Regions from separate parts of the Homo sapiens genome. Here regions 1 and 2 are each linked to region 3. Evidence: chromatin loops called from intact Hi-C (ENCODE). Cell type or tissue: MCF 10A. All regions are shown on one strand.

Region 1 (8,000 bases), 160 kb after region 3:
TATATTTGATTTATATCACCTAGGAAAGTAAGAATTATCATCTTCCCTATTTTACAGATTGAAAAGTAGAGACTCAGAGTACTTAATAACAGTAAGATGCATCACCATACTAAATCTTCGGGCTTCATATCTTTGTCTTTTAGAGCCAGGATCTTGCTCTGTCACTCAAGCTGGAGAGTGCAGTGGTTTGATCAACACTCATTACAGCCTCTATCTCCTGGGCTCAAGTCATCCTCCCACCTCAGCTTCCTGAGTAGCTGGGACTACAGGCACACCACCACATCTGGCTACTTCAAAAAATTTTTTTTGTAGAGACGGGGTCTTGCTTTGTTGCCCAGGCTGGTCTTAAACTCCTGCCTCAAGCAGTCCCCCAGCCTTGGCCTCTCAAAGTGTTAGGATTACAGGGATGAGTCACCACTCCCAGTCCAGGCTCCATATCCTTTTGTTTCTCCAATTATTATTTCTACCTAGAATCCCAAAGGCACCAGCTTATTATCCCAGTTCACATATTTGCCTGTGTTTTACTCCATTTACTAAAAGTAGAAGGATATGTTATGATTGAGTGAAAAAACCAGGAAGAACATCCACTTTTCTTCTGCAGAGATTGTGCACCCTTAACAGAAACATCCTTCCTTCACACCACCCACCTAGTTTTTATGTTACTAGCAGCATCCTTAAAGAACCAAATGAGACTCAAAAGCTACTCTGAGACTTATAGAAGCATTACACACAAGTAAGAAATGGCTGCTTGGGGACCCACCTGGTTGTGAATATAAAAAATAAACCCAGAAACTATATAGAGAGGAAAAAGGGACCTCTACAACCATGACCCAAGGGATCCCTGATATGTCATCATGTTACTGCTAAAAGGCAAATGGTAGTTAATTCTCTCTCAAGTCACTGTTGGTGAGTCAAGAGGGGAAGAGCATAAACTGACTCAGATGGAAAGTATTTATGGAACAGAACATAAAACACTTCACAGCCCCACACTGTACTGTCTTCAGCCCTCAGAATGTGTTGCAGCCAGGAGGTCTCTCAGAATATTTCAAAGTAGTTCTCAGGGGTAGGCGGGAAGGGGATTATTGAAGGTTCTTCTTTTCCCATCATTTGAATTTTGCTGCTGTTTGCTTTTCATTTCGTCTGGCAGTTGCACTGTTTATGTGTGTTGATTGAGATGGTGAAGGCCAGGGAGTCCGGGAGGGGAAGGAAGAGAACACTTTCTGAACATAGTGCAGAAAGGGGCAGACAGGGAGGCGTATGGGGTAATCATGTTCCCAAAGGGCGGGAAAAGGGGAAATGACTATTTATTGAGTTACTCTTCTGTACCAGGCACAGGATTAGGAGGTGTAAATGTATTCTCCAAAATATCAACTCCCCATTCTCCTTTGTCATTGCAAACCTGCCTAAACCACTCTGGGTGGCTATTTTGGAGGTTAAACTTCAGAGGTTAACAAGAGGAGATGGCATCACCTCTCTCCATTTGCAAAGGTTACAGAGAAAGGGCCATCAGACCTTTTGCATAATGCCAAGAAAATGCATGCCTAGCTGCTGGTTCTCACTAGTCTGAGGGTAGTCAGAACCAGGCTGGTGGGACTTAATTCCCAGTAGATGGAAACAGACCCTTCCTCTCACCTCGAACCAAGAGTAAGAGCAGTGTTTCTCAACCTTTAAAAAAAAATGTATTGCTCATCCCCAGTGAGCTGTTTCAGATACGTTTATCCTAGTAGATCCTGCCTCCCGTGAAATTTTAATACCACAGATATGCTCTATATCTGTTTCTGTATTATGGTCCTCTGTAAACAATTGTAGTAATCTGAAATTTTCTCATACACTAAGAACAAATTTTTTTGCCCCATAGGAGTGATTGTGTCCCTACTGAGAATGCATGAATTAGAGGATCTCTATCCTACGTTTTGGAAGGACTTCATATCTGGAATTTAAAAATCAATTTACTATTATTAACTGAAAACACACTATTTCCTCCTTTGTCCAGTGACATAAGACATCTCGAAAGAAGGAAGGGAGGGAGGAAACCAGTGTTAATAGAGCCCCTAACACCTTCCAAGCATTTTCACATCCATTTTCTCACTTATTACTCCTGAGTCTGGAAGATGGATATTTTAATTTTATTTTACAGGTGAACTTGGAGAGATTATGAATTTGCCCAAGGTTGCAAAAGTAAAGTGGCATGTTCCTGTCTCTCTGATTTTAAAACCCATATTGTTTCTATTCAGTGATGTCTTGGTAGCCCAGGCTCCTGTGGGTGATTATGGCCAGGCATCACGTAGTCATAGCGGATACCTTGATGTGATCAGAGCAGGAATAGGCCTGGCCCTGCCACCACAGCTGTATGATTTCTGAAAATCTTGCTAAGGGGAAGGAACCCCTAAATTGCTTTACAATGTATTGCTCAAAATGGTAACAGAAACGGTAAATACTCTCCCATAATCCCATAACCTTGGCAAATCTACTGTTTTGATTTTTATCAGTTTCCTTCCTATCCTTCACCATTGTAGACATAACTTTTAGCATGCCTACATGTACTTGAAGTCTCTTTATTGGGCTTTCATACTTATCCTAGTTATCTATTTTTCCACTGAATGGCTATATCATAATTTATTAAAGCAGTTTCCTATTTTGAGTGTTTAGGTTTCTTCCAATTGTTTGCTGTTATAAATAATGTAATGAATCATTTTGGTAGGGAAAAAAGTATCATATGGGCCACTTGCTTGTGTTTCTTTGATAGCTTATGAGGTGGTATCTTATTCTAGAAGCCAAGGTTACTCTTAAAAGGTGCCCTTTAGCGCTGTCATTGACTCCACCCTTGTATTAGTCTGTACTTGCATTGCTATAAAGAAATACCTGACACTGGGTAATTTGGAAGAAAAGAGGTTTGGCTTTTTACCAAGCCAAACAGTAAAAACAGTAACCATTGGCTCATGGTTCTGCATGCCGTATAGGAAGCATCTGCTTTTGGGGAGGCCTGAGGGAGCTTTTACTCATGGCAGAAGGCAAAGTGGGAGCAGGCACTTTGCATGGTGAAAGCAGGAGCAGAAGAGTGAGGGGGGGCGGTGCTATACACTTTTTTTTTTTTTTTTTTTTTTTACTGTTTCATAATTTATTTATTTTTCCATGGAAATTATTTAACATTTTATTTTCTGACAAAGCTCCTGTTTATTTTATTTTTTATTTTTTATTATACTTTAAGTTTTAGGGTACATGTGCACAACGTGCAGGTTAGTTACATATGTATACACGTGCCATGTTGGTGTGCTGCACCCATTAACTCGTCATTTAACTTTAGGTATATCTCCTAATGCTATCCCTCCCCCCTCCCCCGGCAATTGAACAATGAGAACATATGGAAACAGGAAGGGGAACATCACACACTGGGGCCTGTTATATACTTTCAAATGACCAGATTTCATCAGAACTCACTCGGTATCAGGAGGACAGCACCAAGGGGGATGGTACTAAACCATTCATGGGAAGTCACACTCATCAACCAATCACCTCCCACCAGGCCCCACCTCCAACACTGGGGATTACATTTCAGTATGAGATTTGGGTGGGGACACTAATCCAAACTATATCAGCCATATATAAAAATAATGATTTTTCTGGATTCTCCTAGGACTCCCTCCTCCAAGAGGTCTAAATCTCCTGCCTAAAAGTCAGACCACTCTAAATTTGACCTGGCAACCAATATTTCCAAGCTCGGAAGATGACTTTTATGTTGAAGTGGAGAGAAGGTCTGTGCAAAAAAGTGATCAGCAGAATATTAAAGTTCCAGGCAACTTGACTTCGGTGCTACTTAACAACTTACATCCCAGGGAGCAGTACGTGGTCCGAGCTAGAGTCAACACCAAGGCCCAGGGGGAATGGAGTGAAGATCTCACTGCTTGGACCCTTAGTGACAGTAAGTAATTCATGCTGCTCCAGCCTCATCTGAGCAATAAGGGGCTACCGCCATGCAGACTTAGCTAACATCACTGCAGGACTATTGGAAATTATGAAAGAAAGTTAGTTGTGAGAGAAGGCTAATTAGTGCCCCCCACCTAATCATTTTAATAACTTGCAATATATAACATATATTTGGATTTGCAATAATTCAGGCAGGTCTGTGCTAAAATTTACCTTCCCTTGGTGTGCAGTTGTTTATTTAGTAAATTAGTAACAAGAAGTTTTTCTAGGGCTTGTTGAACCATTTATGGGGTAGTTTTGAAGAATTATCATATATCTACATGTACACAGATGTCAGTTAATTCCAGATGGGTCTTACCTAACCATAAAAACCAAATAACTTTGCTTGAAACCCCTTGAAAACAGGTAATTTTAAAAGTTAAAAGATTTATCTAGGAGTAATAAAATCACTTTTTTTTTCCAAAGTATTTTGCATTTCAGGCTTCTCAATTTCAGATTGGTCATTTAAAATTAATGGGAATTTCTTGGGTTTCTTTGTAGTATTGAAAGTCTATTCATTACTAAACTAAGCAGAGAGTTTTATTTTGATTCACTGAAATTAGAACTGTGTGCATTTGGAACCCTTGGAAAGGTAAACTATTTCTTGGCCACACACAACTACCACTGAAGTCAGGATCATGTGGTCTATGGCCTTACCACCCTGAACACACTGGATCTCATTGATCCTGGAAGCTAAGCAGGGTCAGGCCTGGATGGGAGATTATGTGGTCCCTTGCCACCTCCCAGAGTCTGAGGCTGTCTTTGCAGCTGGTTCTCCACTTCCTCAGGAACAGGTGTGGAAGCTGGCTCAGTGTTTCTTTGGCCACTCTTTTATTGCATCAGTGACTTATGAAAGTCTGAATTGTTTTGTCAGTGTTTAGGAATTCTTCATATATAATGTTTAATTCTGTGAAATTTCCAAGGTGCAGAATCATGCTAACAGTAACACAACGAACAATCACATTCCTCCCATCCAGAATTAACAACTGTTAACATTTTGTCATATTTGCTTTCAGCATTTGTTGTTGACTTATGTAATAACCCACTACAGGTGTATCAGTATCTCCTGCAACTGTTATCCCTATCTATTTCTATTCCCCTCTCCCAAGAGACAACCAAAATTATGAGTTTGTTAAGTATATTTTAATTTAATGTTGTATGTATATATTTTTTGAGACAAGGTCTTGCTCTGTTGCCCAGGCTGGTGAGCAGTGGTGCCATTATGGCTTCTGCAGCCTTGGCTTCCTGGGCCCAAGCAATCCTCCCACCTCAGCCTCCTGAGTAGCTGGGACCACAGGCACACGCCACCACACCTGACTTTTTTTAAAAATTTTTTTGTAGAGATGGGATCTCCCTATGTTGCCCAGGCTGGTCTGGAACTCCTGGGCTCAAGCAATCCTCCCGCCTTCGCCTCCCAAAGTGCTGGAATTACAGGCATGAGCCACTGTGCCAAGCCCAATGTTCTATAATTTTAATATCTCTGAAAGTATACACATGCATACATATCATTCTTCATTTTTTGAATGGACATTATGAATTTTATCGATCCATGTTTATTTAGCTTTGATGCATGTAATTTTAACTTCTGTATAATATTCTATCTTATGAATGTATCTTGTCATTCATCCTCTCCCTTTTAGAGGGAGATGTAGGTTTTTTCATTTTTTACTATCATGAACAAAATGCAATGCCCATTCTTATGCATGTCTCCATGTGCATAGACAGGTGTGAGAGTTTTTCTAGGAACAAGTCCGGTGGTGGAACTCATGGGCTATTTCCCTCTAAAGTGGTTAGTCAGTGTGTACTATGTTCAGGAGTGTATGACAGTGCCATTTTCCTTATACCCATCTCTATGTCTATATCCTTTCCCTATATCACTCGATAGTGTCACACCTTTTTACTTTGCGTATCTCAAAAGCAAAATATGGTGCCTCATTGTTAATTTCAATTTTGATTTCCTTGATAGCTAGCAAAGGTGAGCATCTTTTTATGTTAATTGTCCTCTTTTTTGATATACTTATTGATATACTGGATGTCCTCTTTTTTGATATACTTATTGATATCCTTTGCTCATTTGGAATAGGTTGTCTTTCTTACTGATTTGTAAAAATTATTTGTGTAATCTAAATACTTTGTTATGTGTATTGCAAATATGTTCTCCTAATCCCTTTATTGTAACCTTGTTTGTGGTGGCTTTTAACCCACAGACACTTGACATTTTGATGCAGCTGGACCTGTCAGTATTTGCCTGTGTGATTTATACTTTTTGCATTTTGGAATTATTCCCTATCCCAAGGTCATAAACATATTCTCTGTGTTTTTCCTAGTAGTTCTAGTGTTGTTTTGTGTATTTAGGTCTTTAAGATATAAAAATGTTATTTTGGGGTGCAGTATATTTTAATATTTTTATTTTAATCTTATTTATTCACATATGGCATGTCAGTGGTCCCAATGCCACGTATTGAGTAGTCCCCATGGTGAGTTGTGATGATTTCTGTATCATATGCCAGGTTCTCATATTCATTTTGCATCTATTTCTGGATGTTCTGTTCCCTTCCATTGATCTGTTTGTTCCTGTACCATTTCCAGCATATTAACTATAAACTTGTGAAATGTCAGTAACTATGGGATGAATCACTATTTCCTATTTCAAAATTATCTGAGGTGCTCACTCACCTAAACTACATAAGTTTCATCCTCATTAGAATGATACACTCTCAAAATCACACTATCATTATCATATTTATAGGATTAAACAAAAACTAGTTAATAGTCACTGGGAGTCGACTTGCCTTGGATGATTGTATGAAGTTTGATGGAGGGTCAATGCTGGTGGTGGTAGTAGGGATGTGAGATTGGCAGGGTAGGAGTTGATCCCTATAGGGTCAGGAAATCCGAGGAAGGAGGATGTGAATGAGAACATCTCATTTTTACCTGAAAATATTTGTTAATATGCTGTGTTGTCATTGATCATGTATGTTCATAAGTAAAATTAATACTTCCAGTTATAAAGTTTGTGTTGGTTTCCAGCCTAGCAATTACATCTGGTCCAGGGGTAAGAAGTGGAGTGAATTAGATTTGGCGTATCACCCCAATCATATGTTAAAAATAATATATGTGTGTTATGTTTTCCTGTTGGAAAACATTTACATGGGGAGTATTTGACCCTTACAATGACTTTTTGAGGAAAGTAGAGTAAGAATGATTATCACAGTTAACAGATGAGGAACCTGAGGCACAGAGGAGGGTAAGTGACTTGCCCAAAATTATGGAACTAGTACGGCATGGGGATTAGGATTCTAATCCACATTTTAGTTCTATTTTTCCCCCCACCATGCTACAAATGTCTTGCACTTGTCTCTTTGGATGGGCGACCCACTGCTTCAAAGCAACTATGCTTCTAGAGGTTCTTTAAGTAGTGATATCCCGTTTCTAAATTGTTTAAGGTCTGATTAGTGTTTCCTAAAGCATTTTAGAATCTATTGTAGAGTCACCCAGAGAACCTGCTAAAATGTAGATTGCTGGGTCCAGACCCGCTGAATTTAAATCAAAGGTTTATTGAGCTATCCCTAAGAATGACTCCTTTCAGGCATAAAATGGTAAGTTGGTAGATGCAAATTTATGATTTTTAGTTGGCACAAAAATTATATTCATTATTTTTCTAACAAGCTTCTAAAAGACACTGCTGCTTTTTGTGACAGGCTTAGAAGACCACTGGTTTATGAAGTTGAATTTTTTGAGCCACAACTATACAAATATTAACTATGTGATCATAGTAATCTGAAAATGTTGGTATTTCTATTACTCCTTCAATCTCATGTGGGAAGAAAGGCTATTGTATATTTTTATAAAAATATACAAAAGACTTGGTACTGGATGTAAAGAAAGTTAAGACATACTGTTGATTAATTGTGATTTTTGGATACTGTACCATCTGCTAGACATAGAACATAACAATCAGATTTGGAAGGTTCTAAATCCAATACCTAATTCTCATAAATTGCCACAGTCCCCTAAAGAGTAACAAGGGGGAGTCA
Region 2 (8,000 bases), 150 kb after region 3:
TCTCTGATGCATCAGGCCAGTAGACTGCAGGTTTTCTTTGGAGTTGTAGCTTCCATACGTGGTGTCAACTGTACCTAACAGTTAGGCTAAAAGCTGAAAATTGGGAAACACATCATTCCCATCTTCCAAATTTCAATTCCCCTCCAGAATCTTCCAGGTCTTTTTTCTTCCTATCCCACTCTTAAGTGCTTTCAGGAAGTTATTTTCTAAATGTAGTTGTACCTACAAGAAAGTTGGCATGATAGGAGCTCATTCAACTTTTTTTGGAAGCATAACTCCCCAGCTTTTTAAGTTCCTGGTAATTCAGATAAATTACCCCCTACCTTACACAAATCAGCAAAGTTGATGGCTTAGAGAGAAAAATAAAACTAAACACCTGCAGTCTTAGTTTCCTCTCTTCCCCTGGATTAATACTGGTTTTTTGATGTCTCTGTTTACAGCATGCCACCCTGGTTTTTACGGGCCAGATTGTAAGCTTAGGTGCAGCTGCAACAATGGGGAGATGTGTGATCGCTTCCAAGGATGTCTCTGCTCTCCAGGATGGCAGGGGCTCCAGTGTGAGAGAGAAGGTAAAGCAAGGTAACACTGTAGTCAGGGCCATGTTCAGCATGTCTGAACTGAGCTTTGGTAGTGTAATTCTTGTGCCGGCATTCTAAGATCCTCAAGCCTCTTTTGTTTCCATCCAGAAGTTGGGAATAGTTTATCCTAAATCCTAAAGCACAGCATTTTAATTCTGCTCTACTGACCCTAATAGTAGGCTTTATTTGTCTTTGCACTAGGCATAAACCACGTGCTCTTTGTAGCAGCTTAAGTGATGACTGGCCAGCTGAGAGCTCTCCTACCTTTTCTGCTCCCTTCTCTAGGACCAACCTTTTCCCTGGACATGCGTAACAGAGAAAGAGCAATTTGGGATGGATTTAGACAGGGGATATTTTTAAAGCAATAGAAAGAATAAAACAAATAGAAAAGATTATGCTCAAAATGAAATTTTATGTCATTCTAGTTCAGAAGTTACTCTTCAGCAGGAGTCAGCAAACTTTAACCCACAGACTAAATCCAGCCCACTATCTTTTTTTAAACAGCTTTATAGAGATACATTTTTTATATTATAATGTTCAACTTTTTAAAATGTAAATTCAGTGGTTTTTAGTATATTTACAGAGCTATGCCATCATTGCCATAATCTAATTTTACAACATATTCATCATACCAAAACAAACCTTGTACCCATTAATAGAAACTTCCATTTTCCAATCATCCTAATTTCTGACAACCATTTATTTGCAGTTGACCTTAAACAACATGGGGGCTAGGGGTACTGACCCTTCTCGCAGTAGAAAATCTACATATAATTTTTGACTCTCCAAAGACTTAACTACTAATAGCCTTCTGTTGACGAGAAGCCTTACCAATAACATAGTCAATTAACACAGAGACTAGTATCTGTATATATTTTATGCCTTCATGACATACCTTTTTCTTAATTTTTTTGGTATTTCTAGGCTACACAGTTTGTCTGTGAGTTTTTTCAAATTATCCTAAATCTCCAAAAAATTTTCCAATATATTTATTGAAAAAAATCCACATGTCAGTGGACCCATGCAGTTGAAGCCTGTATTGTTCAAGGGTCAACCATATCTTCTGTCTCTGTAGATTGCCTGTTCTTGACATTTTATATGCTGTAAACAAGATTGTATAATACGTCGTCATTTGTGACTAGCTTCATTTGCCACACCTTTTTTGAGGTTTATCTATGTTGTGGCATGTATCAGTACTTCATTCCTTTTTTATTTCTCACCATCTGTTATTATAAAGAAAAAAATTTTGGATCACAGCCACCTCCATTCATTTATAGTATGTCGTCTGTGGCTGCTTTTGTACTACAAGGGCAGAAAACATGGCTTGCAAAGCTGACTGTATTTGCTCTCTTTACAGAAAATGTTTGCTATCCACTGTCGTAGAATATACTTTTTAAAATTAAAAGAAGCAGACATATGTATTTTCAAACTTAATAAATATGTATTGCTTTTTCAATCATATAAATATAAATGCCATTGAAATAAATACATATCCAGTGAAATCTACACTCACAATAATACAGCTATGGCCTTTTTTTCTGTTACTTTTGGAAATCAGAACAAATATTGGGAGTGGGGGTGGGATGCCAGTAAGTGTTTTCTCAAAGTCCTTAAACTTTATATTTTTTCTTCTTTTGCCAAGCCTGGACTTTACTACAGGGCAGGAATCAGGGAGTGGTTAGAAAGGGAAGGAAATGCCATGGGGCTACTAGGGGATTGTATTGAACGTGGGCAGCTAACAAGTTTAAGGATTTGAATTTTGTGCTTTGTTCCTTCCCGTCTGTTCCCTTCTGCTGATGCTGCAAAAGGAGTGCATTCTGATGGGAGAATCTAAGACAGGTTAACCAGGGTGTCACTAGGGCTTTCAGAGAGTAGCTCCCTTCCCAGATTCCACTTTAGCCCAGCACATCCACCTTCACCCCCACCCAGCTTCAGAAAATACAAGGGGACGATGAAGGAAAGAAATGCTTTAAAAGTGTCAAAACATGTTTTTCAATTCCTATTCAAATAGCTACTTAGGCTGAAAAACTTGGCACGTTTTCCATAATCTTTCCAAGTTTACAGATATATCAAGGAATAACCTTGTAAGTATTAGACCTCTTTCCCTTCTCCTCCACACCTTTACCCATTTCATTCTAGGCCTGAGAAGTAGGATATCAGTATAAAATATCATTATTGACCCCGCCTCTTCCCACCACCGATAAGAAACAGTCTGTAGTTACTGCTGCTCTGAGGGCACCTCTATCGCCTACATTGTTTACTGAGTGTTGGACAATTTTCAAACATGTCTCACATTCAATTACAAATAGTCCACAGTTCCCTGAGTCCCTATGGTTCAGAATAAAATTGGTATATTTCAGGGTTATTCATTCTCTACTGTGTAGATGTTAGGCAAGAAATCCTGACACCATTACCTTTATTGACACTACAGACATTTTTCCTTCTTTCAATATTGGCAGCAACATTTTTGATTTGGCTGTTGAGTGGATACTGATTTGGGGAAGTTATATTTCACTTCTTTGATGTACTTCTTTTGTGAGCAACTTTATTCACCTTTTCCTCTTAGTTATCTGCTATTTGCAGACTTCCCAATGAATGAGACATCTCTCGTATATCTAAACTGAGGTCAATGCTGTTGAACAGCAATACCATGGGGTTATTTGATGAGTGGAGGAAGAACTAGTTTTTTGTTTGTTGTATTTTTGTAATCATTCATGTAAAAAGAAAGAGGGGGATTGAACAGCAAAGTCTAGGGGAGATATGGCCATGATAATCATTTTAATATTGAGACTGTTCCTCCCTGGTCCATGAAAGGAGCACAGCCTCATGGCAAAGAGCGTGGACTCTGGATTTATAAAGATCTGAGTCTGAATCTGGGCTGTGAGCCTCTGTCTCCTCATCCATAAAATGGGAGACCACAATATCATCCACATCACAGGTGTCTTATGTGATGACAAAACAGTAAAATATTTGCAAAGTTCTTGCCCGGTGCATGACTTACTAAAGTAGCTATTTTTATTATTACTACTGCTGCTGGCTCTGTTAAATATTAGATTTCACAGTGCTGTTTTCTTCCTTCAGGCATACAGAGGATGACCCCAAAGATAGTGGATTTGCCAGATCATATAGAAGTAAACAGTGGTAAATTTAATCCCATTTGCAAAGCTTCTGGCTGGCCGCTACCTACTAATGAAGAAATGACCCTGGTGAAGCCGGATGGGACAGTGCTCCATGTAAGAGCCATTCTTAATTTGCCCTTCTTAAAGCATGAGATGCTTCAGTGTAGTAATCACCCCACTAAATGATAGATACCATTCAGTGCTTTTATCCTCCTAGGCTAGTGTGTTGTTGGCTTTGATAAAATGCCCTATTCCTGGAGAGGCAGAACTGACTCACTGCAGCCTCACTGATTTCTTCTGTTGGCCAGTACTGCTCTGCATGGTTGGGAATATGCCTCCTGGGGAACTGACAGAGCTGGGTGCCAAGGATGGCACACATCCTGCAGGACTGTCCAGCTGGTATGGGGAGAAGTACGTGTCAATCTGTGCAAAGCTTTGCTCTCGCAGTGTCCCCATATCTCTAACTACTCATATCAGGAGAGTAAGGTGGTGTTGCAACCCATGAATCAGCAGATTTACGTGCTACCAAGTGCAACCAGGACATGGAGTTTTGATGACCGGTCCACTCCTATTACGCTCTTTGGAGCAGCAGTTTAGGGGAGCATAGAAGAGGAGAGTTCCCCAGTTCTGAAACTACAATCCACGGGATCCCTTAGGTCTGAATGCATTCATTGGGTTTCTACCCACCTCTTCCCTTTGCCTTCATTGCTGATGCTCACCCATGGTCAGGTAATATCACAGCAGTTATTTTTTGTTTAAAAGGATCAAGCTACTTTTCGAACATGCTTTCCTTCTCTCTCCCAACTATACCAAATGCAGCAGAGACAGGAGCCACCCCAAATTTCTCTTGTGTTGAAAGTGATCCTTAGGATATTGATGTATTTTTTAATCTAAAAATTTAGAAATACTTATTATCCTATTTTTCTATCAAAGATGACCAAAATCAGCTTGACCAGAGGCAGGTATGAGTGACCTTCTGAGGGAGGAATATGTAGAATGTACCATTACTAGGGTCCACGTTTCAATGTCCCTGATTCCACTCAAACAACCCATCAGGTAGAAGAAGCCAATTGATGGCTTCCAAAATCTTATTGGCTTTTTCATGAGTTAATGAAAGTAATGGCTACTATTTAGTAAGGTTGGCCATAACTATATGTAACTTCTTACTTAACATTGCCTAGTGTCTCTTTTTTTTGGCGGAAGTGGGAACTGGCTGGGTGAAGTTAAGTAACTAAGGAATTGGTCAAAAATGGCAAAGAGGCCAGATACGGTGACTCATGCCTGCAATCCCAGTGCTTTGGAAGCCTGAGGTGGGAGGATCACTTTAGGCCAGAAATTTGAGACCGGCCTGGGCAACATAGCAAGACCCCATCTCTTAAAAAATAAAAAAAGAATTAGCTGGACATGGTGGCATATACCTGTAGTCCCAGCTACTTGGGTGAGGTGGGGGGATCACTTAAGGCCAGGAGTTTGAGGCTGCAGTGAACTATGATCACTCAACTGCACTCCAGCCTGAGCCAAGGAACAAGACTTTGTTGTCTCTCAAAAAAAAAAAAATGGCAGAGGTCCATCTCTCTTCAGAACCCTGGATTTTTCCAGTACTCCCCACTTGACAGCCTCTCAAACACTTAGGAAGTCACTTTGTCCTCCCACGCAGCCATCTCTGTGTTAGATAGGAAAGGAACAAATCTTATGAGGAGGAGTTTAAAAGAAATCATGCTTCAGGTGTCTTGCTTGTAAGTGTTTACCCCGTACTCCTAAACACACAAATACAACAGCAGGATCTGACAGGGCATCAATCCAAAATAAACTTTCAGGGCTACTACAATAGCTTTGGAAATAAGCCAATAATTATATTAGCATTACATTTAGCTTCTTGATCTCTCCTAGGAAACTTCTTATTAAACAATGAGATGGGGTCAATGTTATGGACCTTTGCGTTTATGCCTCCCTAGAAGTTTTTATTTTTTTGTATTTGACCTTTTCAGCCAAAAGACTTTAACCATACGGATCATTTCTCAGTAGCCATATTCACCATCCACCGGATCCTCCCCCCTGACTCAGGAGTTTGGGTCTGCAGTGTGAACACAGTGGCTGGGATGGTGGAAAAGCCCTTCAACATTTCTGTTAAAGGTAAGTTCATTTCCCAGAAAAAGGGATTGTGTCCTTGATGCATTATGTTTTTGTATTGCTGCTTCTAGACAGAAATGTATGCGACCACTAAAATACCTTTGGGGTAATTTCCAGGATAGTAAGCCTTTAAAAAATTATATGCATGAAACTAGAGTGAAGAAATTAAGAGTATGAACTGTGGAGTCACACAGCCCCAGGTTTGATTTTGTCCCTAACAGCTCATAATCTTGTGGGTGGCCTTGACCAAATGAAGTTACCTTTTTGAGTGTCTCTGTATTTGCAAATGAAGCATAATTTAGGTACCTCTTAGGGTTATTGTGAAGCCTTGTTAAACACATACAATACTTGGAGTTGTGTCAGGCACAACATATCTGGTAGTGATTATATTTCACAAGAAGGTTAGCATTGCCGTTGTGACTTCCTGTTCATTATTGTAGAGAATTATTTGGAGAATCCCTATTTTGAGGATTACTCACTTAATAAGAAGCCCAGGCTATGCTATATAATTAACATGAATGTCTTTTCACATTCAGGGCTGTGGGCATTTTTCCTGCTATAAATTAGTATTTCAAAATTCAAATTAATCTGAGTGTTTGTGTGTAGATTTGTGGCTTGAGTGGAAGAACTAAAATGGAGGTAAGTCCACGTTAACTTGGCTGGTGTACGTAGCTACAGCAAGGAATTTTAAATCCGCAAGTTACTTAATCACCTGTTTAGACAAGAATACCTAACAGCTCTCTGGCATATATTCTAGGAAAGATACTAGGCTAAGATTACTTGTAATTTCTGATACATTGTAAATGCTCTGTAAATAGTTGCTATCCTGTATTGTTTAGAGAATAATGAGAAGAAAAAAAGTCTGTACATGTTCAGACACAATTTGTTTTCTGAATATTTTTGATCCACAGTTGGCTGATCCACAGATGTGAACCCACAGATACAAAGGGTCAACTTTATACAGTAGCACACATTGTAAGCACAAATCTTAGTATTAAACCTGGATCTTCTGACTCCAAACCCAGCACTATCTCTTCTGGACCATTTTGCTTTCTGAGTCTCTTGTGTTACAGAGGAGGAGACTGTGAGGTGACCAAAGTTGATTTGTATTTGGCCCCCTTTCGTTACTTCATTAGTAATCTCTTGGGAGATCTCAGAGGTAACTTCTATAAATGAAATGCTGTAAATACTCAGAACATAATCTGTTTTTTAAAGGCCAATAACAACAGTAGCGTAAATGCAACCCCATAGATTTGGATTCTGTGCCCTGAGAATCCATATGAACCACCTCAGAATCCTCCTTCTTATTATTACTTTTGGTTATAGGAAAGAGCCCAAATCTGTTTTATTTGGTAGAACATTCACGTGATTAAAATAATTTCTTGCATCTTGAATGTTCTTGGAAGAAAGGAAATGATATGCAGACAAGAAAAATTACCCTACTTTTAAGCTTCTGGGAATGTTTGCTACCCATGGACATACGTCCAAAACAAACCATGTGGTGAATACACAGAAGAGTCACTGGGTCTAGTTTTTAGTTTGTAGTGAAAGACACGGCACACAACATCAATGTGTAGAAGCTTCTCCAGTCCTAAGTCACTGCTGTCTCTTTGCTGTCACATTGACTGGCAGCCATAAAATGTAAATAGCCATTAGGGAATTTAATCAATTTAATCAGCATCTTTTATTATAGTATTTACAAAAACAGATACTAGGCTTTAACACCAGTGTACAGATTGATACAGTCACTTTGGAAAACTGGCAACTTGTACTAAACCTAAACATTTACTTAGCCTGGGAACCAGCAGTTCCACCCCTAGGTATATGCTCAAAAGAATGGCTGTATTATGTTCAAAAAAGACATCTTCAAGAATGTTCAGAGCAGTTGTATTCATAGTAGCCCCAAACTGAAATTAACTCAAATGTCCATCAACATTAGAAAGGATACACTAATCACAAATTGTAGTATATTCATATGTATTAGTTTGCTAGGGTGCCATAACAAAATACTACAGGCTGAGTGGCTTAAGCAACAGGAATTTATTTTCTCATAATTCTGGAGGCTACAAGTCCAAGATGAAGGCATCAGCAGAGTTTATTTCTTCTGCGGCTTCTCTCCTTGGCTTGTAGATGGCCACTGTCTCCCTGTATCTTCACAGGGAGATTAAATTAG
Region 3 (8,000 bases):
AGATTAACAGATGTTTAGCAGTATTAATATAGTGTTAACTGGTGTCTCAGAGACTGTTCAACTACCTGGGATTTATTATTTAATTCTCTATGATATTACTAACTTTACTAAAATATATACTGTATGAGTAATATTAAAGCAATGATTTAAACTGACCACTTATGAGTTAAAATGATTGCATAAAATTTATTTAGCTTTGCCAAGCAGTTTGTTTTTTTTTTTACAAAAACAGAAGTAAAATGTTTAAAGTTGTTAGAGATTCCTAAGTTATACTTCCTCCTAAGTTACACTTCCTTCCTAGTAATAGTCAATAGTTTACTATAAACAATATAGTCGGCCGGGTGTGGTGGCTCACGCCTGTAATCCCAGCATTTTGGGAAGCTGAGGCGGGCAGATCATCGGAGGTCGGGAGTTCGAGACCAGCCTGACCAACATGGAGAAACCACATCTCTACTAAAAATACAAAAATTAGCCGGGCGTGGTGGCACAGGCCTGTAATCCCAGCTATTCGGAAAGGCTGAGGCAGGAGAATCACTTGAACTCGGAGGCAGAGGTTGCGGTGAGTCAAGATCGCACCACTGCACTCCATCCTGGGCCACAAGAGTGAAACTCGGTCTCAATAAATAAATAAATTAATTAAATAATAATAATATAGTCAACTACTAATGGCAGTAACTGGTAGCGTTAGAGGGGATGAAAATCAAATCACAAATACCACACAAATAATCCAGACAGAATTAATTCCCCACCCAGGTCTAGTAATGAAGTAGCAAAGACTGATTAACCTTATCCTCCCCAACTTTCCCCAGGAGTGGAATTTGAAGAACTAATGCAGGTACCAGAACACCTGAGGGAGCTTGGGGTTTGACTATGTAGAAATACTGTGGTGGGGGTTTGGGTGTGGGGGCTACATTGTTATTTATGGTTAAAGGAGGAGGTTGAGCATCAGTTTCCTAACAAGCTTCTCCCTAATAAGAAAGATAAAAGTAGATTCTCCATAGCATTTTAATCATAGTTTAACTGCAAACCAGTTACTATGCTCTTGGATTATCAAGAATTGATTGTATATTCTTATGAGTTAGGTATGGTATAAACAGTGTGCACATGTACATGTATTCTTGTTATGGCTAAGGAAACATTCATAGCGGTGCAGTGGCTCAATCACAGCTCACTGCAACCTCAGACTCTTGGGTTCAAGTGATCCTCCTGTCTCAGCCTCCTGAGTAGCTGGGAATATATAACGTCTGCCACTACATCCAGCTAAGTTTTAAATTTTTAGTAGTGGCGCATGCCTGTAATCTCAGCTACTTGGGAGGCTGAGGCAGGAGAATGGCTTGAACCCAGGAGGCGGAGGTTGCAGTGAGCCAAGATCACACCACTGCACTCCAGCCTGGGTGACAGAGCAAGACTCCGTCTCAAAAAAAAAAAAAAAAAAGGGTACACTGTTCTATATTTTAGCAGGGAAGGAATTTGTGTATGTGTGTGCTAACTAGAAACAATGAGAAATAGCTCTAATGAAAGTTATATGGTCAGAATTTGGCTACAAGCTCTGCATCATTAGTAAAGCGGAGTATTATTGGCAGATGTCATGCTACTTTCCAAAAAGCCTGAACCCATCCTGATTTCTCCTTTCTTAGTTGAAATGCCAACAATTGCATATTTGCTTAATTATTGCTTTTTAAAATATTGGCTCTGTATAAGCAAGGGAAAGTAATAGAAAAAGTATTGTTCTTCCAAGTAAAGCAGAACACACCAAGTGGACAATAGCAGCTTATATTTTCACTCAACATGGGATACTATTTTTAATAAGGATGTTTTTATCCTCAAGGCTTACTTCTAACATATAGCCAAGTGACTTTTTTGTTTTTAAATGGAGATGAATCTTGCTGTGTTGGCCAGGCTAGAGTGCAGTGACTATTTACAGGCATGATCATAGCTTACTGTGGCCTTGAACTCCTGGGCTCAAGCAGTCCTACTGCCTCAGCCTTCCAAGTAGCCGGGACTACAGGTCCATGTTACTGTGCCCAGCTTGTTTTTGTTAAGGAATCTGTTAAGAAATTCTTTTAGGTCGTGTGCGGTGGCTCACGCCTGTAGTCCCAGCACTTTGGGATGCCGAGGTGGGCGGATCACCAGGTCAGGAGATCGAGACCACGGTGAAACCCTGTCTCTACTAAAAAATACAAAAAATTAGCCGGGCCTGGTGGTGGGCGCCTGTAGTCCCAGCTACTCAGGAGGCTGAGGCAGGAGAATGGTGTGAACCCAGGAGGCGGAACTTGCAGTGAGCCAAGATCGCGCCTCTATGCTCCAGCCTGGGTGACAGAGCGAGACTCCGTCTTAAAAAAAAAAAAGAAATTCTTTTATTCTTACTACAGATTAATACTTGAGAGTTTATATCTTATATTGAAGTCCTTCAGAGTAAATAGTTTCTTCGACCACTTAGCTGAAATCAGGCCCTTAACTTTACTCATTTTTTTTTTTTTTTTTAATGAGATAGGGTCTTTCTGTCACCCAGGCTGGAGTACAGTGGTGTGACAACATAGCTCACTGCAGCCTCAAACTCCTGGGCTCAAGTGATCCTCTTGCCTTAGCTAAATAAAATAATAAATAAAATAAAATAAAATAAAATAAAATAAAATAAAATAAAATAAAATAAATAAAATAAAATGTAAAATAAAATAAAATAAAATGTAAAATAAACTCCTGAGTAGCTAGGACTACAGGTGCACACCACCATGCCCAGCTAATTGTTGAAAACTTTTTTTGTAGGGACAGGGTTTTGCTCTGTTGCCCAGGCTGATCTCAACGTGCTTGGCTCTAGCAGTCTTTCTGCCTTGGCCTCCTAAAGTGTGGGGATTACAGGTGTGAGCCACTGTGCCTGGTGTTTTACTCTTTACTAGTGTATTCCCTTACATTGAATAAATTCTATAAAGAACAGCATTACTATTATAAGACATGTCAAAGCCTTACACAAATCACAAAAAAAGTGATCAGTTTTCTATGCAAAAATACTGAGCCTTTTGAAATCAGGGTAGTTCTCAGCTTCACCCAATGCTGGCTTAGATTTCAACTTTCTCAAGTCTGCTAGGTCAGTTACCAGTTCTCCATCTCCTTTCAGCTTCCAAAATGTTATTGCTGTTGTCTCCTATTTCTATATGCTGGGGGTTTCTACCTTTAAAAATTCTTTTTGCTATAGTTTTAGTGGGGTTTGCGGGAGGATCAAAATTAGATGTGCATGTTCAACGTGCCATTCATACCAGGAAATGACAATTATAAGCCTTAATTACCTAGAATTTCTGAAACTTTAAGCACCTTGAAGGTAGATCATTTTACTTATTTTTAAAAAGATTTTTTTTGTGTGTTTTGCCTTAAATGACCATCCTCATGCTTTCATTAACTGGGCAATTAGCCTCAGCTTATAGGAGGTCATCCTTTTCAGCTTAAAAAAAAAGTGTCCTGGCCGGGTGCAGTGGCTCACGCCTGTAATCCCAGCACTTTGGGAGGCTGAGGCAGGCGGATCATGAGGTCAGGAGTTCGAGACCAGCCTGACCAACATGGTGAAACCCCATCTCTATTAAAAATACAAAAATTAGCTAGGCATGGTGGTGTGTACCTGTAATCCCAGCTACTCAGGAGGCTGAAGTAGGAGAATCGCTTGAACTCGGGAGGCAGAGGTTGCAGTAAGCCAAGATCGCGCCACTGCACTCCAGCCTTGGGCGACAGAGCAAGACTCCATCTCAAGAAAAAAAAGAAAAAAAAAAGTCTTTTAAACTACTTAAAATTATTTTAAAGATTCAGATTAATTTTTTAAAATTGTAATTTTAAATATGAATCTGGCATGTATTTAACATGAAAAATGCAAGCAGAAAAGTATATAAAGTAAAATGTCATCTCCTTTCTCCTCATCCAAGTCTTCAGAGGTAATCATGGTTTACAGTTTAATGTTTAGGCTTTTAGACTTTTAATACATTGATAAACATATTTTTAAATGGAGTAATACTAATATACAGTTCTTCTGAGCTTGAGTCTTTTCATTTAACTGTATAATATACATTCTTCCCTATGAGGATGTATACTTCATTCTGAGAAATGGTATAGCATAGTGGTCAATGTTAGGGCTCTAAAGTCAGACTTAAGAATGGTGCCTGGTACAGGTGTGGTGGCTCATGCCTATAATCCTAGCACTTTGGGAGGCTGAGGGGGGTGGATTGCTTGAGCTCAGAAGTTCGAGACCAGCCTGGGCAACAGGGCGAAAACCTGTCTCTACAAAAAAATACAAAAATTAGCCAGGCATGGTGATGTGTGTTTGACTTGTAGTCCCAGCTATTTGCTAAGGTAGGATGATTACTTGAACCTCGGAAGTCGAGGCTGCAGTAAGCCGAAATCACTCCAACCAAAATCATGCCACTGCACTTCAGCCTGGATAACAAAGTGAGACCCTGTCTCAAAAAAAAAAAAAAAAAAAAATGGTGCCTGGTGCACATTAAGCGCTTCTGACAACCATTAGCTACCCCTATGATTGTTGTTACATAGGATTCATTGTATCCACATTGATATTTAGGCTGTTTCTAATTTTTTACTCCCAAGAACAGTGCTGCACTAGTACATTCATGTTTATAACTTGTCTGTTTATTTCCACAGAATAAATTTCTAGAAGTGAAATTTTGAATGGAATATTATTTATATTTACAACTGGTTTGCAAATTTCTTCCCAGAAAAGGTTGTATTATGTTATACAACCAAAAGCAGTATGTGAAGGTGGTTCCTTACCAATGCTAGCCATAAGTTTTTTAGTTTTTGTCAGTCAAGATAAGGTACACATCACTGACAGTTCCGAAGTTTTGACTGTTAGGCCTGAATTTGTAGTACCACCGCGATCCACAAGATGGGGCTAATTTTCTGAGCATCTATTAATATATACACAGTAGGATTGACAAATAGAGTTAACAAATGTTGTACGGTCACTGTCATATGTCTCTCCAGGAGGGATTATTGGGCATTATTACTCACCAAAAATGATTACTTTCCAGATTCAAGTATTTTCCCAAATGTGGAGTTGATTGTAAAACCAAATATATGATTATTAAAATACCATAATACATATAAATAACTAGTTGCTACAATGTGGTAAATATGTCATAATAGAAATATATGCAAAGTGCTATAGGAATATTGAATTACTGTCTTAAATTCTGAATGAATTCATTGTAACTTTCTGCATAATATATATGTGTCATTCAAAGTAGTAAAATAACAAAATATAATACTTTGGTTTGTCTATAGTATACTTTTTCATACTCAGAGTTCTAAAGCCTTGGTTAGGACCATTGTTTCTTTAATTATGGAGGGTAAAATAAACAATGTTAAAGACAGAATACTTTTATTTATTATTTATTTGTTTATTTATTTATGTATTTTGAGACGGAGTTTTTCTCTTGTGGCCCAGGCTGGAGTAAAATGGTGTGATCTTGACTTACCGCAACCTCCACCTCTCAGGTTCAAACAATTCTCCTACCTCAGCCTCCCAAGTAGCTGGGATTACAGGCATGCGCCACCACACCTGGCTAATTTTTTGTATTTTTAGTAGAGATGGGGTTTCTCCATGTTGGTCAGGCTGGTCTCAAACTCCTGACCTCAGGTGATCTGCCTGCCTTGGCCTCCCAAAGTGTTGGGATTACAGGCGTGAGCCACCACGCCTGGCCAGAATCATTTTATTTTAAGCACATGTCCTGTTACTAGAATGCCTGGATTCAAATCCAGGCTGTGCTGTTTGATCTTGGACATGCTATTTATGCTATTTAATCTTACTTTATCTTAGTTTTTTTTCTTTAAAATGGAGGTAATTACAGTACCTACCTCTTAGGGTTATTGTGAGAATTAGATTAGATAATTAAATAAACTTAATTATTAATAGTCTAATGTTGGCTGGAAGCCTTACCAATAACATAAATGGTAAACATATATAAACACAAAACACATTCATAATAGCAGTCAATTTAAAATATGCTCATAAATATTAATTAGTGACTTATTGTTAATGCTGTTACTTTATAAAAGCAAAATTGAATAACTTTACTGCAGTTATTTTCCCAAAGCATACATTAGAAAGTATTTTCCCGTCAGTATTTCCTTCAGGATGTACAAAATAACCTATTTAGTTTCAAAGTGGTTTATCTTCTGGTATCTGAGATTTCAAATGGCATCTATCCATTACTATTCTGTGGTTTTCCAACATATATCTGCTGAAGAAGAATGAATTATTATTGTTCAATCTAGAAATTGTTTAAACTATACATTGAATCTTTCATTAAAATGGTGGTATTACATCTACACCAGGATCATCACCACCATCTGAAACTTGTTAGAAATGCAAATTCTTGGGCTCTACCCCAGACCTATTGAATTTGAAACCCTAAGGAGAGGGCTCAGCAATTTGTGTTTCAGTAAGTCCTCCTGGTGATTCTGATTCATGTTAAAGTTTTATAACCACTACTTTCGAAAATGATTAAGGACCATATGTTTAGTATATGCTGCTTACTACCAATTATACTGTATGATTTTATATACAGTACTCTGTTGGAACAAACTTCTACATAGTCCTTTTGTTTTACATAATTAGATAATAAAAATTATACAATTTATACAATATGTAAAAATTATAATTACAGTTTTTAAAGTGCCTCCTGTCTTTAGAAATAGAATTATCTGATCTTGTTTGCATACCTGTAATTTAAAATTTAAAATGTAGTTGACCCTTCAAGACAGCATTGGGATTAGGGGCACTGAGTGTGCCATGCAGTCAAAAATCCATGTATAACTTTTGACTCCATAAAAACTTAATTATCAAAGGTCTACTGTTGGCTGGAAGCCTTACCAATAACATAAACAGTTAACACTATTTTGTATGTATTATATACTGTATTCTTACAATAAAGTAAGCTAGAGAAAAGAAAATGTTATTAAGAGAACTATAAAGATTTTTATTATTTTCCACTTACTAATGAAATGGAAGTAGGTCATTATAAAGGTCTTCATCCTCATTGTCTTCACATTGAGTAGACTGAGGAAGAGGAGGAAGAGTTTGGTCTTGCTATCTCAGGGGTAGCAGAGGCAGAAGAAAATCTGCATGTAAGTAGACCCACCAAGTTCAAACCTCTGTTTTTCAAGGGTCAACTGTATTTCCCAGAGAATGTATATTTAGAAAATTGGGTGAAACCTAATGCCAAAGTTAGTTTAAAACATTAAGCTTATATGTACTCTTTTTACCACAGCAATTTTGTAATATAGTCAATTCTTTGTACCCACGGGTTCTTCATCTGCAGATCCTACCAACTATGGATGGAAAATACTTGAAAAAAATACAGGAAGTTTCAAAAAGCAAGTTTGAACCTGCCATGTGCTAAGCACTATGCTGAATCCATTTGAACTGAAGAATACCCTGCTATAGCCTCCCATTGTTTCACAGATCTTCAGTCTCTCTCTAGCACCCACTGTTTGAGCAGTGTTCATCTGGCATTTTATTCATTGGCTACTTGTGTTCACTCTTTGCTTCTGTGAAAAAAAAAAGACTCCTAAAAATCAATTATATGGTGAAAGAAATCCCTTACAGACTAAGAGAGAGCGTAAAGTGCTGTCTCTCAACAAGAAAATAAAATTCTTAGATCTTTTGAAAAGTGGCGTGTGATTTACCAAAGTGACACAATAAAACAGAAGGAAGCTGAAGCTGACATTTGTGGAAGTTTTAGTGCTGCCCCTACAATGGCAAAAAAAATTATTGCTGTGATTCATGATAAAATGCTTGCAGAGACTGGTCGGGCACAGTGGCTCACGCCTGTAATCCCAGCACTTTGGGAGGCTGAGGCGGGTGAATTACCTGAGGTCAGGATTCAGGACCAGCCTGGCCCAAATGGTGAAACCCCGTCTCTACTAAAAAATACAAAAACTTAGCCGGTAGTGGTGGTGGGCACCTGTAATCCCAGCTACTAGGGAGGCTGAGACAGGAG

What was found. A loop is a pair of places that touch in the nucleus more often than their neighbours do. Peaks named below come from ENCODE experiments on the same cell type or tissue, not always from the same donor. Only the 100,000 strongest peaks of a DNase experiment are listed, where the experiment ranks them.
Region 1: it touches region 3 in a loop (17-fold over the local background); 39 of 110 quality-filtered maps call a loop at or near these places.
Region 2: a loop joins it to region 3, with 4 times the contacts of the local background. A loop is called at or near these places in 28 of 110 quality-filtered maps.

Annotation. Positions count from the first base shown.
Region 1 is chr9:27,193,681-27,201,680 of GRCh38, forward strand. It overlaps TEK (TEK receptor tyrosine kinase), which reads left to right. Exons shown (of 23, transcript NM_000459.5): 12 at 3,635-3,919. It also overlaps the pseudogene RNA5SP280. Among named protein-coding and RNA genes, the nearest start is that of TEK, 88 kb to the left of the region's middle. In MCF 10A, no CTCF peak of the experiment used is centred here; DNase peaks (open chromatin) are centred at 921, 2,891 and 4,721.
Region 2 is chr9:27,179,800-27,187,799 of GRCh38, forward strand. It overlaps TEK (TEK receptor tyrosine kinase), which reads left to right. Exons shown (of 23, transcript NM_000459.5): 7 at 441-569; 8 at 3,660-3,811; 9 at 5,686-5,830. Among named protein-coding and RNA genes, the nearest start is that of TEK, 75 kb to the left of the region's middle. In MCF 10A, no CTCF peak of the experiment used is centred here; DNase peaks (open chromatin) are centred at 1,782, 4,082 and 4,942.
Region 3 is chr9:27,029,131-27,037,130 of GRCh38, forward strand. The region is part of intron 13 of IFT74 (intraflagellar transport 74); the gene reads left to right. Among named protein-coding and RNA genes, the nearest start is that of LRRC19, 27 kb to the left of the region's middle. In MCF 10A, a CTCF peak has its summit at 4,880 (motif pointing right); a DNase peak (open chromatin) is centred at 4,881.